Linked DNA regions of Homo sapiens: region 1 is linked to region 2. Evidence: read pairs that join two places in POLR2A ChIA-PET (ENCODE). Cell type or tissue: A673. All regions are shown on one strand. Links, peaks and the distances in the headings refer to the core of each region. The heading gives the core; the rest is flanking DNA.

Region 1 (9,819 bases), core at 3,943-8,942, 180 kb before region 2:
GTGCTGGGATTACAGGCGTGAGCCACCGCGCCCGGTCACATTTTTTTAACTTTAATACAGTAATTCCAGCTCTGAAATTTGATACTATGGAATAATTGTCAACACAAACTCTATACAATGAGATGTCTGTGCATAATTTTTAAATAGTAACATTCATAACAATAAAAATAGAAAAAATATGTTTAAGGATAGAAAATTATTTAAATATATCATAATACAGCCATTGTATAAAGTTTTATGCAATAATTTAAAAAGACTTACCATTGTAAGAGGAAAAGGTAATTGATGTCTATATTTACATGTATAGAAATATAAGATTGGGAAAAAGTAGAACAAAATTATCATGGACTATATGGAGAATATATTCTCATATAGAAAATATATTTTCTCATAGAATATATGTATATGTATGTATACAGAATCTCATTAATTTTATGGGAGACATTTTTTCTTACTTTTCTCTCTTCTATGAAAAAGGCTTCTATTGCATGTACAGAAACCAAAATAAAATAATGGATGAAGCATAAATTTGTCAAAGCAAATGTCCACAGCAGTCTGTAGTCATTGTGATGTCAGAACAGTAATGGACTTACTGGCTTGACAATAGACTATATTAGTTTCTAAGCTTCATGAACTAAAATTCACCAAGTAGTTGCTGGTAAAGTAACAGTCATGTGATAGTTGCTTTTTATGTATTTTACACATTAATACATAAAACCATAGTAGAACAAAATTCAAGATGTTCAGAGCTAAGTATCACTGATAACTTGAAATAAATAGTCCATTAGATTTGAAAACAAAATTTAAAAAGTTTAAGTTAAGGCTGAAGATGTTACTCTTTTCTGAATACCATTCCTTTACTACTTGTTGGCTTAACTGAACTTGTCTTCAAACTACCTTTCCATTTTTTCACAAAACATTTTCGAGGCTGTGGGAGCCACCAGCATTTTCTGGACTCAAGGCAATGGCATTACAGATGCCATAGCCACATTTCTCCATTGTGGGCTTGGAGAAAGCTAATCAACCAAATATTCCAATGTGAAATTTCTGCAATATCAGAAAAATATACAAGTCTAAAAATGAAGTATTATGTTTGAACCCTTAATTCCTTTATCTTGATAATACAATTGTCCCTTGGACAGCACAGATTTGAACTGTGATCTACTTATAAGTGGGTTTTTTTTTTCACCAAATGCAGATGGAAAATACAGTATTCATGGAATGCAAAACTGAAATATATGGAGGGCTGGCTTTTCATATTCGGGTGTTCTGCAGGGCCGACTGCAGGACTTGAATAGGCATGGATTTGTTTTACATGGGAGTCCTGAACTCAATCTTCCACAAATACCAAGGGATGATGGTATATACGTCAAAATACACTGGACCCACCATATCCATGGTTTCTGCATCCAGGGATTGAACTGTGGATAGAAAATATTCAAAAATGAAAACAATAGAAAATAACAATACAACAATAAAAATAATGCAACATTTGAAGCAAAGGGCAGATCTCTTTTCTGTCCAAAATAATGGAGATAATGTGTCTCTCTAGGGTAAATGTAAAGCAGATTTGCTTGCTTTCTATTATGACACCTTGGGATTTTCCGAGCTTGATAGTTTTCTTAGGAATGAGCAAAACTAGTGTATGCAACCCACCTGAAACATTCATCTGGCTTAGTCTGTGTTGACCCGATGAGATTGGGAGGACAAAGTGGATAGATACTAAAATGAAGCTCATGCTGCTTGTTGTGTTGTTTTCTGCCAATGTCCATAAAATTGTTGCAGACCAATTTATGAGACTGCAAGCAGGGTAAAATCTCTGACCCTTCACATTCCCTGGTAGAAACTGAGAACTAAATTTCTCACTATCTTTAGCAACAGCACAGCACCTATTGTTGCATATCTCTATGTCAATTCTTGCATGAATATTTTGATCTCATTTTCTGTTTCTTCAGACTACCTGAGGACTGTTTATAATACGTATTACTTAGTGATGCAAAACATGCATGTATAATGTATGTATAGGTGGGTACATAAATATTGAGATTAAGAGTTAAGATATAAACATCGATTCTTTGGAATGCATTTATTTTTATCGAAGAAGTACAGATCTGATACTAAGAAAAAAGGAGAAGCAATAAAAAATAAATACTGGCTACTAGTTTCCTTATTTCTTCCCTATTCTCTCTATACCTCTGATATCTTTGTATTTTTAAGTGACCTAGTTTTATTCCTTGTTAATTGTGAGGAAATAAGAGCTGTAATAAGAGCTGTGGAGACATAAGAGAAAACAGAGTAGAAGAAGAGTGGCAGAGAGACAGAAAGGAAAAATCCAGAGATAAATTAAAAATTGGATTATCTCCCTTCTGTCTTCTGATGATTCTTTATTCTGCTTTCTGTACTCTGATAATGAAGTACAATTTACATGTTAACTTTTTACCAAGTTGACATTTAGAGGGCAATTTTAAGTGGATCCCTTCTGACTCAGCAACTTTCTACATTTGATAATGCTTATTGTTTTACGTACATACACAGATTATTTCTGGCTTCACATGGGAATTTCAGTTTGCCTAGATCTGAAAGGTTTTTTTTCTAGCTTAAGAGAAGCATTTTGGGAATATAAGCTGGGATCTACATTTGGAGTGTTTTGTTGTACAAAAGTGATGAAAAACCTTTTCTAAAACTAGGGAATATGGGAAATAAAGCTTAGAAATCAGTAAGAAAGAACTTGATCAACTGACTAGGGAGGAAAGTAGATGATAAGACAAAGGCAGAAATTAAAAATTGGGGACATAGATGGAATGAAGAAATTTAATAATTGGAAAATTCTAGTTTGATGATTGGATTGATTTTGATAAAATGTATAAACAATAGGTGGTGACATGACAGAATATTGTTTTGTTCATAATATTAAAGAGAAATTGGGAGGAGAAATTTATTCATAACATTAAAGAGTAACCAAGAAAAACATTAAAAATTATGATTGGTTAACACACAGATTAAGGAAGTGGAATGCTTTTTGAGGGCAAACTGATACTTTCTCAAGAGAGAAGATGTTTCTGTCTCTTACACTGCTTTTGCGGAGTGGAAATTGTTCCAGAATTAGGATATTACCTGTATGAGTTTCCTGTGACTGCTGTAACAAGTTGCCACAAACCTGGTGGCTTAAAACATCAGAAATTAAATCAGCAAGGCTACATTCCCTTGGAAGGTTCTGGGATAGAGTCCATTCCTTGCATCTTCTAGATATTGGTGGCCACTAGTATTCCATGACTTGTGGCCACATCACTCCAATCTTTACCTCTGTATTTACGTTGTTTTTTCCTCTGTCTGTGTTTGCCTAATTCCTTCTGCCTTCCACTTATAATGATACCTGCAATGGCATTTAGGGCCCACCCAGGTAATTCAGGGCAGTCTCCTCATCTAGAAACCTGGTTTTACTACATCTGCAAAACTTTCCACGTAAGATAACATTCAGGAAATCCAGGGACTACAACCTGCTACTTTAAAAGGCCACCATTGAGCCCACATCACTGCCTAACAGTGACTGGCCAAAGTGGCAGCTGGTGACTAAGAACCCAGTCATTTTTCTGTCTAACAAGCTGTGCCATCCAGAGGTCAATGCACCCTTTTATAACTTGCACCATGGACATTGTTAGAACTCAGTACTTTTGGAAAAATATTTGAAAAGTTGATAGAAATACCAGATTTTCATAAGGCAAGGTTTTACCTAGGAGGCAATCCCAAAGATGTCATTTGACTATGAAGGAACAGTGGATTCAAATGAACAGTAATTCAGAAGGAAAAAGTCTTGGAATAACAGAGAAATTTCTTTGGTTTTTTATACAAACCAAACTAAAATACTTCTTTTGAAGTATTCATTTTTTTATTTCCCAAATGAACAGACTTCTCTCATTTATTTTTGAAGAAATATATTTGAATGAAAACACTTGATGGTAAGTATCTGCAACAGTTCATTATCTCCTCTATTAAAATAGAAGCCCTAGCTGTGTAAAACCATGGGGAACAGCAGAAACATGCTTTTTACTTTCACAGAAGTTCTTCATGGGTTAATGTAAAGAGGACTAGATTTAAAATTATGGAAAGGCAACTTAACTGGCTGTATCACTAGCTTTGATTTTGTGCAAGTCATTAAACTTCTTTGAGCTAAAGTTTCCTCTACATAATAGTAACAGTCATATCTACATCACAGGAATGCTGCTAGTGACATAGGACCATATAAAAAAACACTAAACATGGTATCTAGAAACATAAATTTACATCGTATTCTTTTTTATTTTTGAGGGAGAGATGACATGTAACAAAAAGCAGAAACATACCCAGAATGAGCTGTGAGGCAGGAATTGCACAAGTAACAATCTAATGTTGCTTTCTTTGGTCATTTATTCAAATGTTAAAAATTACAATTATTCCAAGGTATATTAGTGGATGTTAATATTTTCTTTTTATACTTACATAGCAGAATTATGCTCATTCTGCACTATTTCCTTTTTCTTTTGAATACATGGCATATGACATTGCCCTATCTTGCATGTAGTTAGGTAACAATTATACTGAATTAAGGCTAATCGAATATGGATCTAAAAGATATACGCCACTTCTAGACCTGGCCCCGAGAAATCTCTCATGAAATATTCCATGCAATACTTGTTTCTTTGCCTGCTAGACAGATGCAGAAAATTTAATAGAAGTCTCTGAGGCCCTGGAGTAGAACTGTCCATGGGCTAAATCTAGCTAGCCTAAATGTTTTATTGGATTTAAATTTGAGACTGTATTATAAGTGTATTTTTGTAATGTTTCATTAAAACAGATGCATGTTCATTCATTAATGCTGGTTTCTTGCTACAATGGCTGAGTTGTATAGTAAGGCTGAAACTGTATGTCCACAAAGACTAACATATTTACTATCTGGTGCTTTAAGGAAAATTTGCTGATCCTTTCCCAAGAGCATAATGGACATGCAAGATAAAGGGAGCCTACATCTCTTAATAATTGAAGAGAGCAGAATGTCCTTTATCTGTCCCTTCCCACAGCCCTGTGCTTATTCATGTTGGATTGCAATATGAGTGAGAAACTTAATTTAAGATTAAGTTTATGGTTTTTTTAAATTTCTGCAGCTAGCATTTACTTCAATGCAGAAATTAGTACTGGCAGTGGGATGATGTTATAATAAAACCTAAAATATATGGCATGTTTAGCTGTGGTGTGATAAGTTGCACCAAAACCAATACCAGAGGCAGGCAGTATGTTTATCTGCATTATATTTGGTGAAAGCATTTTCTACAATAACTTGGAAATCAGACTTTATGCCTTCTTATGCTAGTAGATCTATGAGAAATGGATAATAATAATCAGAACATAAATGTGTGTTGGCTACTATTGCCTGTCATTGGCAAGATATTACAAAATCCAAGTGAGCTCAGGAAGGATTATGCCAATTTGCAAGCAGAGGTGAAAGGAAATAGTGTCCAGAAATTCAAGGGTTTTCAGTGCCATAAAAGTTTCCAGATCACAGATAGTCAGGGTTGTGATTTTCAAAAAGCTCTGAGCTATGAAGGCCCAAGGAGATTACTCAGTTGAACTGTGACTCAGCTCTGCAGCAAATTAGATCAATAGTGTTACATTCTAACTGAAGATTATTGTTTCAGATAGTCTCAAGGTAGTCACCATTAAATTGAAAGAGATGGGCATCTGAATGGAGTAATGAAGCAAAGGAATAAAGAATATTTGAGAATTATACTTAATGAAAGAAACTTGAATGTGGTTACCAGGTTATAGAGCCGATTGGAAGCAATTACATCAGGGGCCTACTAAGTTTTTGAGATAACTGTGTTTCCCAGGAAATGTGTAAACATTGACTAGCAAACAAACAAAAAACAAAAAATGCATTGCAAGCTTTAAAACCATTCCCTGTGGGAAGAAGGCAGGAGGAGCCCTATAGTCCTTAAGGATGGGTGTAATTTCCTAAAGCCTTTCAGGTGTGACCATGAAGATTTCAGGTAAGAAGGATCCACCTTGGGTCAGAGTTATGGACCATAGAGAGCAGTGACGAAGGCATTTCTCTCAGCATGCAGAATCATCAGGGATCTTCCTACATCTCCATGTTGGAGGGCCTCCTCAATGTTAGCCGGTATCACTATCAGTCTATGTCAGTCAGTATCACTGCAGACTACTGACTGATGCATTTTTTTTCCGTTCATTGAGGTTATTCTACATTTGTTCCACTGCTATATATTGGGTTGATGACAGGGGCAGGAGGAAGAGTTGGAGGGCAGATACTTATTTTTTTTTAATTGACAAGTCACTGAATCATGAGGAATCACAGATGAAACTTTGCAATTTCTTCAAGGGGAGGAATAACAAGCATATTCAATGACAATAACAATGGTCTGAGTCAGAGATAACTCTAGGTTTTCACCAAACTTCATTTCTCTTTCCTCCGGGCAACTAGCTAAACTGTATTTCTCTGAAACCTTGTATTGAAATGGAGCCACCTGACTGAATTCTGGCCAATGGTACGTGGATGGAATTCATGTATGTTCCTTCCAGACTGTCCCTTCATTCTTTGCGCCTCCTCCCTCCATCTACTCTCTCTTTTTTTTTTTTTTTTTTTGTTTCCTGCTAGCCATTAAGGAAGTATGTAGATCTTCAGAATGGTGACAGAACAGGAAGAAAACCTCCTGGGTTACTGAAACACTGCATAGTGCAATATCCCCCAAAATTGCACTGGAATGTGATATGAGTCAGAAATTAACTCAGTGACTTAATTAAGCCACCAAAATATCCAGATGTATTTTACTCCAGCTAGTATTTGTTCTTACAAATGAAATTTCATGAGTTTTCGCCCATGAGTTTATTTTTGCATTTTTACTGTTCTCTGTTTTGTCTCTTGCTGTGTAATTATATGACAGCTTTCCTCACTTTGCTGAACAATTTGCGAATTTTCATAGACCTCGTTCTTAGAACTTTTACCTTTGTTGTTCTCTATGTTTTATATTCAGTCTCACTTCTAAATGCATTATTCAAAGAACAAAATAGAGTAAACATCATATAAAAAATTATGTTCCCTTGAACATAGACTATTTCAGGTTCCATTTTAAAATATTTGTTTAGGGTAGTTTTATAGATTTGTTATCTAAAAGACATATCACAAGTCTTTAGATATATGGCCTAAAAGTCAGGATTATCTCTTCTCAGTATTGGCACATATGAACTTGTTTTAGCTTTATTTCCATTTGAGTCTGCCTTTTCAACATTCTTGTCCTTTTTCTGTATTTCTTAGCTTTGTAAATAGTTTTTCCTCTTCTGAACTCCTGCATTCTTGAGGAGAAAAATAAATTCCAGTAGAGCAATTTCTCATGAGTATTTCCCCAGTAAATATTTTAAAATATTATAGTAGTCAATCTCTTTCCAAAAAATTGCATCTTTTTATTTTTTCCTTTCTTTCTTTGACTTAATAAAAGGTAAACTTTGAAAGTGCAACAGTTTTGTGTAGAGTTTAAAGATTCTAGAGCACCGTTATGTGAAGATGAGTTTCTTAATGATGGGCTCAAAAGGCAATTAAAATTTTTATTAGGATATAATTTTTAATAACACATTTTTTCCCTCCAATCTCAAAATCTAAATCTAGTCTTCTGACTGAGAAATCTTACGTTTTTTTTTTTTTTTTTTTTTGGACAGAGTCTTGCTCTGTCACCCAGGCTAGAGTGTAGTGGCACAATCTTGGCTCACTGCAACCTCTGCCTCCTGGGTTCAAGTGATTCTTATACCTTCATACCTCAGCATCCTGAGTAGCCAGGATCACAGGCCTGTGTCACCATGGCCAGCTAATTCTGGTATTTTTTTTGGTAGAGACTAGATTTTGCAATGGTCTTGAATTCCAGGCTGGTCTTGAATTCCTGGCCTCAAGTAATCCGCCTGTCTCAGCCTCCCAAAGTTCTGGGATTACAAGCGTGAGACACCATGCCCAGCCTCTTACGATTTTTTGATAGAATAAGTTTAACTGGATGTAAACCCAGAACAACTTCTCTAACATGCTTACTAAATAAACCTCTTTATTACACTTACTACACCAGATTTATTGTGAAACTAAATAATGTGAAAGACAGAGAAAAATTATTGAACTGTTTTTGGATTGAGCACAGTGGTGGAGTGAACAACACTAATGAGAATGTTTAATTTCTCAAAATTAAGTCCTTTTAAAATTACTATAGTGAATGGATTGTACATTTAGAAATGTTCATATAAGCATACTTATTTTGACAATTTGCTAAAAATAGGACTTACAAACACTAGTATAAGATATACAACATATAAATAAAATATTATCGTAATGAGTATAGATGTGACACATATTTTGGAATATGTGAATTTTTTAAAATTTAAAATCTAAAAATCTGGAAAGAACATCTAGAGAGATCTCTCACTAGCTGTTTGATCATTCAATTATTTTGCCTTTAATCTTATTTAGATAATGGATACATTGATTATATTATTCAATATCCTTTAATTTTAAAATTTTTACAAAGTTTTAAAATTTTATTGTCTATGATTTCAAATTATACACTACAAAATTCTATATGGAATTTTACTTATATATTTTTAAAAGTTTTTATTTTAAAATAGTATATGCTTTCAAAGGGTAGGACAATTTTGACAGAGCTTTTGCATTTGGCCTATAAATTCCTTTGCATTGTGACAGCTTATTTTCTAATATTGTTAAACATATGTCTATACCCTGATCCAGCAATTCCATGCCTATGTATTTACCCAAATGAATTAACATATATGTCTCCAGAAATATTGCACAGATATGTTTCCAACCTCTATATTCATAATAATAAAGCACTGGAAAAATTTAGGAGAATGAATATATTGTGGTATATTCATAAATAGAACATCACTCAACAATAAAAAATAATTCACTATTTATATATGTAACAACTTGAATAAATCTCACAAATATTATTTTATTACTAATATAAATGTATTATTAATTCTTGTCAGTAGGTTTAAATTGGCAACAGTGTAAGTACTTACACCATAGAAATTGGCAAACTCTGCAAATCAGGGCTTCCATCCTCCTTAACTCTCTAGGAACTGGTTATTAAACATTTACTAGCACACAACTACATATTAGCTCATTTAGGAACACAAGACATGTAAGCAGTGGATCCAGGATTTAAACCAAAGGGCAGCAAACTGTAAAGGGCTAGTTAGTTAGTAAATATATTTGACTTTGTGGATTATACTGTCTCTGTTGCAGTGACTCTACTCTGCATTTGTAGGGAGACAGCAGCCATAGATAGATAACACTGAAACAAATGTATAAGGCTGTGTTCAATACAACTTTACTTATAAAAATGGACAGCTGGCTAGAATTGGCATGTGGGCCATAGTTTGCTGATTCCTGATCTGAACTAAAGCAATCTGACTTCTGAGTTGGCTTTCTGAACCATCATACCAGTAGTTTGCATCCTCCATGAGTATTGGAGCCTCTTCAGAAAATATTTTGTAATTATTAATGACCAGTTTCTACCCTAGAACAATTTAATCAGATCTCTGTATGTGGGCCTGGTCCTCACGACTTTTTTAAGCTTTTTGGGTAACTCAGATGTATGGGCAGTGTTAAAAAGTCATTGTCCTACATTATGTTGCCTCCAAGCAAGCAGGAAACGATGTCCTCCTTATTCTCTTGATGAAAAAGTAAGATAAGAGCTGTTTGAAGCAAAGGTGATGGCACCTTAGGCAGGGCTGCAATAGGGGTCTTTAGAGGCTCTCAACACAGTTGTTATACTT
Region 2 (8,373 bases), core at 1-5,000:
CAGAAGTTTGAATCTAACAGAGGTTGGTTCATGATGTTTGAGGAAGGAAGCAATCTCCATAACATAAAAGTGCCAGGTGAAGCAGCAAGTGCTGATGTAGAAGCTATAGCAAGTTATCTAGAAGATCAGAATAAGAAGTTAATTGATGAAAGTAGCTGAACTGAACAACAGATTTTCACAGTAGAAGAAAGAGCCTTCTTTTGGATGAAGATGCCATCTAGGATGTTCATAGCTAGAGAGGAGAAATCAGTGCCTAGCTTCAAAACTTCAAAGGGCAGGCTGACTCTTTTGTTACTGACTAATGCAGCTGGTGGTTTTAAAATGAAGCTGATGTTCATTTACTATCTCCAAAACACTAAGACCCTTAAGCATTATGATACTCTACACGTGCTCTATAAATGGAACAGCAATGCCTGGATGACAACACATCTCTTTACAGCATGATTTATTTAATATTTTAAGCCCACTGTTGAGACCTACTGCTCCAAAAAACATATTCTTTTCAAAATGTTACTGCATATTAAGAATGCACCTGGTCACTCAAGCGCTCTCATGGAGAAGTACAAGGAGATTGATGTTGTTTTTATATCTGCTAATACAATATTCATTCTGCAGCCCATGGATCAAGAAGTAATTTAGACTTTCAAGTCTCATTATTACAAAAAGTTTTGCAAGGCTATAGCTGCCATACATAGCGATTCCTTTGATGGATCTGGACAAAGTACAATGAAAATCTTCTAGAAAGGATTCACCATTTTAAATACCATGAAGAACATTTATGACTCATGGGAGGAGGTTGAAATATTAACCTGAACAAGAGTTTGGAAGAAGTTGATTCTAACTCTCATAGGTGATTTTGAGGGTTTCAAGACTTTAGTAGATAGGATAAGTCACTGCAGATATGTTAGAAAGAGCAAGAGAATTAGAATTTTAAGTGGAACCTGAAGATGTGACTAAATTATTGCAATCTTATAACCAAACTTGAATAGATGAGGAGTTTCTTGTTATAGATGAGCAAAGAAAGTGCTCTTTTAAAAAAAAAAAAAACAGAATCTACTCCTGATGTCTGACATGCTGTGAATGTGAATTAACAACAAATAATATAGAACATTAGATAAACATGCTTGATAAAGTAGCAGCACAGTTTGAGAGGACTGACTCCATTGACTCCAGTTTTACTTATTTATTTGTAGATGAGTTCTCACTATGTTGTCCAGGCTGGAGTGCAGTGACTATTCACAGCCATATAGTGCACTACAGCCTTGAACTCCTGCGGTCAAACAATCCTCTTTTTCAGCCTTCTGAGCAGCTAGAGCTATAGGCATGCCACCATGCCAGGCTTGACTCCTACCAATACCAAGGTTGGGCCCCAAGAACTATATTTTTGCTATGCAACCATAACAGACTCAGAGTTACCTATATTAACCAAGATGGGTTAATTCCCAGTTCCTTTTGCATAATTTGGATCTATTTCAACTTAGTGGCACTGAGAAGAGATGTGATTGTGGCTTTTTCACCTATATTGTCTAGTGGATATTATTTGAACTTGCCAAGGTCCCTAGCACTAGCTTAGATTCTGCCCCTCATGATAGTTGGTTGGGACTTGGATCCTGTAATTTAATTTAGTATCTTTCCATTAAATTTCTTGTTTATTCAAGCAATAATTATTTTTTGATACATGCAAGTAAAAGAAACATATCTAATTCAGTATATGAGAGTATTTTTTTTTTTTGAGGCAGGGTCTTGCTCTTTCACCCAGGCTGGAGTGCAGTGGCGTGATCTTGACTCACTGCAAGCTCCACCTCCCGGGTTCACGCCATTCTCCTGCCTCAGCCTCCCGAGTAGCTGGGACTACAGGCGCCCACCACCATACCCGGCTAATTTTTTTGTATTTTTTTTAGTAGAGACAGGGTTTCACCGTGTTAGCCAGGATGGTCTGGATCTCCTGACCTTGTGATCCGCCCGGCTTGGCCTTCCAAAGTGCTGGGATTACAGGCAAGAGCCACCATGCCTGGTCAGTATATGAGAGTATTAAAAAATAAAGTTCTAATACAAATGGATGTTTGTCAATGGACACTTGATAACCATGCACTTTCCATGTACCAACTACAGAGCTCTATGTAAGCCGTTATTGGGGTTACAACAAGGTAATATGGCATTAATTTCAGCATTTATTTTACATCACTTTCCAGTTTTTGAGGCCCTATCCCTTCAATTATTTTTTTGTCTTCACATTAGTTTTACTCACATTTCACAGATAAAAAATGTTAGAGTAAGGGAGTTTATATGACTTACCCAGGATGATGTGAATAGGTAGTGGCAGGGGTGCTTCATCTCCAGGTTTTCCCATTTCAAAACTCATTTACTTATCTCACTGTATCCATAGTTATCATTTCAAATGGTTATAAAGCATTTTCTAGATATTAATACTTTAATCCAATTTAAAATTAAATAAATTTTAAAAATAAAGTAGAATAAGTCTATCTTAATAGCTTTTAATAAAGCAATGACAATTTGAAATTCATAGAGCTTTAAGATTTTGAGTTAGAAATACTGAAAATTTCTTCATTGTTCTCACATCCCTTACTTAAAGACCCTGCCTTTTCTATAACTTTTGAGTTTGTAGCCCTATGAACTATGTAAACTCAATCCTTTGAGTTCATAGTTTATAAATTTAGAGATCAGTGTTTAACTTAAGCCAGATATAGTTTTATTCTACCAAGATCTTTTATTTAGGGCATACACTAAGTTCTAAGTTCTGCGCACAAGGCCCGTAAGGTCAAATAGACTCAGGAGCTGAGATGGCAATTTAGGGTGGCCATGATGGACAGTGTGCAAATTGCTGAATCAGCTGAGAACGCTAATATGCAAAAACAAAGAAGGTAAATAGAGAAAAGAAGAAATGACAGATCATTTAACTCCAGGGAGAAAGAGAGGGAGAGCAAGAGAAAGTTTATGATGTGATTACTGGTGTGGATGTTTGTCTCCCAGGTATCTTTCTATCAAGGTTGAGATTTACTCACTGTTCTTGCATTCTAAGCGAAATTCCTGTATCCTTCCTTCAAATTCCCCTTGGTTGGAATGGATTTCTGTAATAACATATTCTCTGTTTAAGAAAAAAAAATACTCTAAGATAAAGGGATATTCAGCCCAATTTTCATTTAAATATTACATAAACAAATGGCCATAATATATAAAGTGATCTATCAATAATGAATGAAATGCAAGTTTGTGTCTCTACACATTTTATTTTAAATGACATTCTGGATACTATCTTCAACTTACAATATAAACAATATAAATTCCTTTTACATCATTATTTATAAAATAATGCATGAAATAATTTCCTATTTCTGAAGTACTGCCAAACAAAGTATAAACAGCCTTGTCAAATCATAAATATTGACTGTATGTGATAGCAGCTTGGTAGTTCTCCAAACAAAGGTATCATGTTGCCCTCTGAATTAGATTCCTAGGAGCTGCAATAAACAGCAAACAGGATGGCTTAAAACAACAGTAATTTATTTCCTCACAGTTCTAGAGGCCAGAAGTCGCTGAAGACACTAGGGAAGAATCTGTTCCCTTCCTTTGTCTTAGCTTCGTGTGTTGCTGGCAGTCCTTGGCATTCCTGTTTTGTAGATGCATCACTCTAATTTCTGTCTCTGTTGTCACATGGTGTCCCTTCAGTGTGTCTCATTCTGTCTCTTCTCCTTTTCTTATAAGGGCACCGTTTCTATTGGATTTGTGCCTATCCTAATTCAATATGACCTCATCTTAACTTGAATTCACCTGCAAAGACCCAATTTCCAAATAAGATCACCTTCATAAGTACAATGGCTTAGGACTTCAACATATTTTTTTGGTGGACACAATTCAACTCATAACACCTTCAGGAGAAGGGAAAATCATGCTAAACAGGTAGTAAAAACAGATATCACTAACAGAAACATTACTCCTCCTACACAGAAAATGCTTCTTGGCATTAAAAACAAAATTAAATATAATATGATAAATAATAAGCAATATGGACAGATCGAAATTATCTTTCCATCTTCCGTGGTAAGTAAATATATTGTTTGAGTTTCTCAGGTAACAACTGCCTATCACAGAAAGAAGGGAAGGATTGATAGAAGAAGGAAACACACTTCCTTATCAACTTGACAAGGTAAAAGCTATGCTACTGAGTTTTTGTCATCTAAGTGAGAGTAAATACTAGATTATGATACATAGGACTTTGATGTAAAGGATCTCATTGCTCACCAGGTCAACTTACAAGTGGCCTGATACAGTGACCCACACATGACACTGAATGAGAGTTAGCATGTGTTCAAAGGAAAGAGGCTGAAATCTGAGCGGCTTGCTGACTCAAATCACTCTCTTGTACCCTCTGTCCATACTTTCATTGAGAAAATGGCTTAAAAAGAACAAAAAAACTGCATTAAAAAATGAAGAAGGAATGAGATGATGTCCTTTGCAGGGATGTGGATGGAACTGGAAACCATTATCCTCAGCAAACTAACACAGGGAGAGAAAACCAAACACCGCATGTTCTCACTTATAAGTGGGAGCCGAATAGTGATAACACATGGATCCAGGGAGGGGAGCAACACACACTAGGGTCTGTCTGGGCTGGGGGTTGGGGGAGGGAGAGCATCAGGAAAAATAAATAGCTAATGCATGCTGGGCTTAATACCTAGGTGGTGGGTTGATATGTGCACCAAACCACCATGGCACACATTTACCTATGTAACAAACCTCCACATCTGGCACATGTACACCAGAAATTAAATTAAAAAATAAAGCAGTCATAGACAGTTTTAAAGGACTAATTATGCTGTGTTCCAATAAAACTTTAATTACAAAAAAAATGAGAAAAAGAGCAACAACCACAAAATTAGCAGGGGACTTAAGGAAAGATATGTAAAGATGAGTCAAAAACAAAATGAACAAGACAACTAAAACAGAGATAAAAAGCATGCATGATAATAATTTTATAACAATGCAGATGAGAAGGATGGTCAAGGGTTAACAATGGAGTTTTACAGGAACACTGACTAATCAGAATGGGCACCAGCCAATCAAAATGGACCCTTATGTTTTCTGGAGCTTAAAGGAGACATCATTCCTGGTGACGTGGAATAAAGGAAGAGGTGATAAGGCATGGAAACAGATGAAATGCCAGCTGGAATATGTCCGAATACGTGGAAATATAAGAGTTATAATGTCACTTTAGAATCTGACTAAAGAATGGACAATGCTAAAAACAGGGACATTTAGTATGGATACGAGAAAATCAAGCAAAGTAAATGGGGGAAGAGTAATAGATACGGAAGAAAAAGGAGATTCAAAGTAAATAAAATTGAAGTTTCCTGAAGAAAAGGTTGGAATGTGTATTAAAGGTTATAGAGGACAACGTTCCTCATAATAAGTCTTATAAGGAGTTGACCAGGCACATTCAACATTGTTGGGTATTTTATTTATCTTTCTGGATATTAAAGAACTCTGTTGGAAAGGATACTTCCTTGAAACTGAAAAAAAAATTCTATGGGGGCATCAGGGCCAAAACTCACATTACATGTAGGAAAGTTACATCTCTATAGCAACATTCAATGGGAGAAGACAGTGGTATAAATTCTACAAAGTTCTTGGCAAGAGACATAGTGTGCAAGTCATACAAACTCATGGAATATTATTCATAAACTCTTCTTTAAAACAAACAAAAATATAAACCTTGATATTATATTCTCACCAATAAACATGAATAGGAACTCTATCTAACCAGCTTCAACCATAGAACTCTGGGGGAAAGTAGGGTGGAGGGAGGGGCAGGGCAGCATTCACTGCTGAGACCACATCCGAGTCATTAAGTCTCACTACTATCAATAATAATGCTGGCAAACTGCTACAGATTACCCCAGATCTTCTCAGACTCACAGTTACAAAGCAATGCTATTAAGCAATATGTTTCATGCCTTGAGTAAGGGTCAATGCCATGAAGGAAACTCAGTAAAGCATCACTGGCCAAAAAATCTACACCTGTTGAGGTAAATTCTAGCAGCACAGTTTCCATCCCAGTATTACTGAGAATTTTGGGGGGTTGTATACTCATAATACATACCTCCAAATCTTAGGATGCACGTATACTCAGTTCCAGATTGTCTTGCAGAATAGCTGCATCAATGTACACCCTCAATTACTACACAGGAATTCTTGACTAACCATATTATTGCCAACACTACTAGGTAATATTACTTTTCTACTATATAGAAATAAAATACTTTTTTGATGTTTAATTTTCTCATTTAACAACACAATATTTAATGATGATGGGGAGATTCAGCATTTCTTTACTTTCATGTTGATACTTCCATGAAATTGCTGTTCATCTTCTTTTATCCTTATACTGAATTTTCTATAATTATCTTCCATATTTTGAGAAGTTTTTGGTACATATTAATACCAACTATCTATTTTGTAGAATTAATCTCATAACTTGGAAATATTTTCTTTTATTTTATCTATTTTTTTCACTTTGTGATTGAATAGAACAGGCTCTAATTTTGCTATAGTCAAATCCTTCTTTTTATGTTCCCAGATTTTGTGCATTTGAGACCTTTTTGAATAAATCTATCCTATTCCTAAATCTGGTTCTTTTACCATTTTTTATTTCTAGAAAAATTTTATACATTTTAATGCACGTAAAGCCCACTTTTGTATGTATTTATATTAAAGAATAATTGCCTTTAGTATGCTAATTCTCCCAATATCAATCTACCAAGCAATCTGTGATTTCCATTGCTTTTTGTTATCATTGTTACTATAATTTCAAATATGTCAACTACATATCAGAACTCTATGTTTTATTCCATTTGTTTCCTCAAGAGGCGATTCCACACTATCTCCATTACTTGGACTTGGCATTATGGCTAATTATCTGGTATAAAGAATTTGTCTCTGTAATTCTCCTTTATTTAAGCTGGATTAGCTCTCTATTGAAATTTTTTGTCTTTTTACTTGTATTTTTCAATGAGCAATACACATTCCAGCTGAAATTGTGATTGAGATGTATTGAATCTGTAGATAAACTTGAGGCAATTGTCATTTTTTCCATGTTACATCATATTAACATTGTATATTATATCCCTACATTATTTAAATGTTCCTTTATTTCTTATATTCAAATTTTAACTTTTTTTACAGGATCTTTTATTTTCACAAATAAATTTAAACAGCATGTGTTTTATAACCTTCCTGTTATGCAATAAAGTAAACGGAATATGTGGAAATATATGACAGATGATAAATCATAATCAACATATATTTCTCAGTCCAAATACATTTTTCCTACTAATATTACCAATTTTACAGTTTTGTATAGTGTTTATATGCAATCATTATAATTTGTATATTTATATAATGTACTTATATACATTTATATTGAAATAATATAAATGTTTGTATAAAATAAATATATATATATAAACATGAAATAAATACTAAAATTACTTTATTCCCACTAGGTAAATGTAAACTGTTATTTGTCCATTTTTATAGATTTAAAATAATAGGGCTTTATACTGTTAATACTATGCTTAAATTGAAAAGATGAAGCTCCTAAAATATTATAAAATAATTGTGGGTAATTTTAATATTATGGTCATTATTTCTTTCCTTCTGAAAAATAAAAACTACAGTTAACATTATATGAGAAAAAAACTTGCAGGGATAAAAGTATGTCACATATGGCCAAATCTATCCATAATTAATATTTGCTGTTTTATAACCACTGGAATTCAATGTAGATAATTACCTCATAAGAATAAAAAGAATAGTTTGCATTTATGAAATGCAAATAAAATGGTTAGTATATGCAACATTGTATTTTCTGGCTGATAAATTTATAAAGAAAAATAACTGAAAAGATTTGGTGATAGATGAATACCTTACTCTTAGAAAATAGTATAAAGCATGAACTTATTTGACTTAAATTATGATTTTTAGGCACATAATTGTTAATTATTAATTTCTTTTGATGAAAAGATCAAATGGAATGAGTACAGAAAACTGTGATATTTATACTCTATATCACATGATAACTCACACATTATTTTGAGTTTGAATGTATTTTCGAATGATTTGGCTTCTTTTTTTGTTGTTTTAAAAAATTGCCAAAGTCACATAAACCTATGTTATAGCTATTTATTTTTATCTAGCTTTCTGGCCACTTCTTATTATGTAATCAGGCTTTTTACTCTCCTGGGATGTAAGTCTTAAAGAGCTCACAAACACATGTAAAAGGATTTAGATTCTCTCCTTGAGCTAACAGGTTATTCTATAGTTCCTTTTTCTTCTTTTTTTTGTCTTTTTTTTTGA

The links. ChIA-PET counts read pairs that join two places held together with the same protein. Peaks named below come from ENCODE experiments on the same cell type or tissue, not always from the same donor. Only the 100,000 strongest peaks of a DNase experiment are listed, where the experiment ranks them.
Region 1: POLR2A ChIA-PET joins it to region 2 with 17 read pairs; 2 of 35 experiments call an interaction of 5 or more read pairs at or near these places.

The regions. Positions count from the first base shown.
Region 1 is chr3:161,985,645-161,995,463 of GRCh38, forward strand. No RefSeq gene overlaps it. Among named protein-coding and RNA genes, the nearest start is that of OTOL1, 490 kb to the left of the region's middle. In A673, for the core only: no CTCF peak of the experiment used is centred there; a DNase peak (open chromatin) is centred at 6,667; H3K27ac peaks cover 1,411 bases.
Region 2 is chr3:162,172,503-162,180,875 of GRCh38, forward strand. It overlaps LOC107986048 (a long non-coding RNA gene), which reads right to left. Exons shown (of 3, transcript XR_001740570.2): 2 at 3,024-3,106. Among named protein-coding and RNA genes, the nearest start is that of OTOL1, 680 kb to the left of the region's middle. In A673, for the core only: no CTCF peak of the experiment used is centred there; no DNase peak of the experiment used is centred there.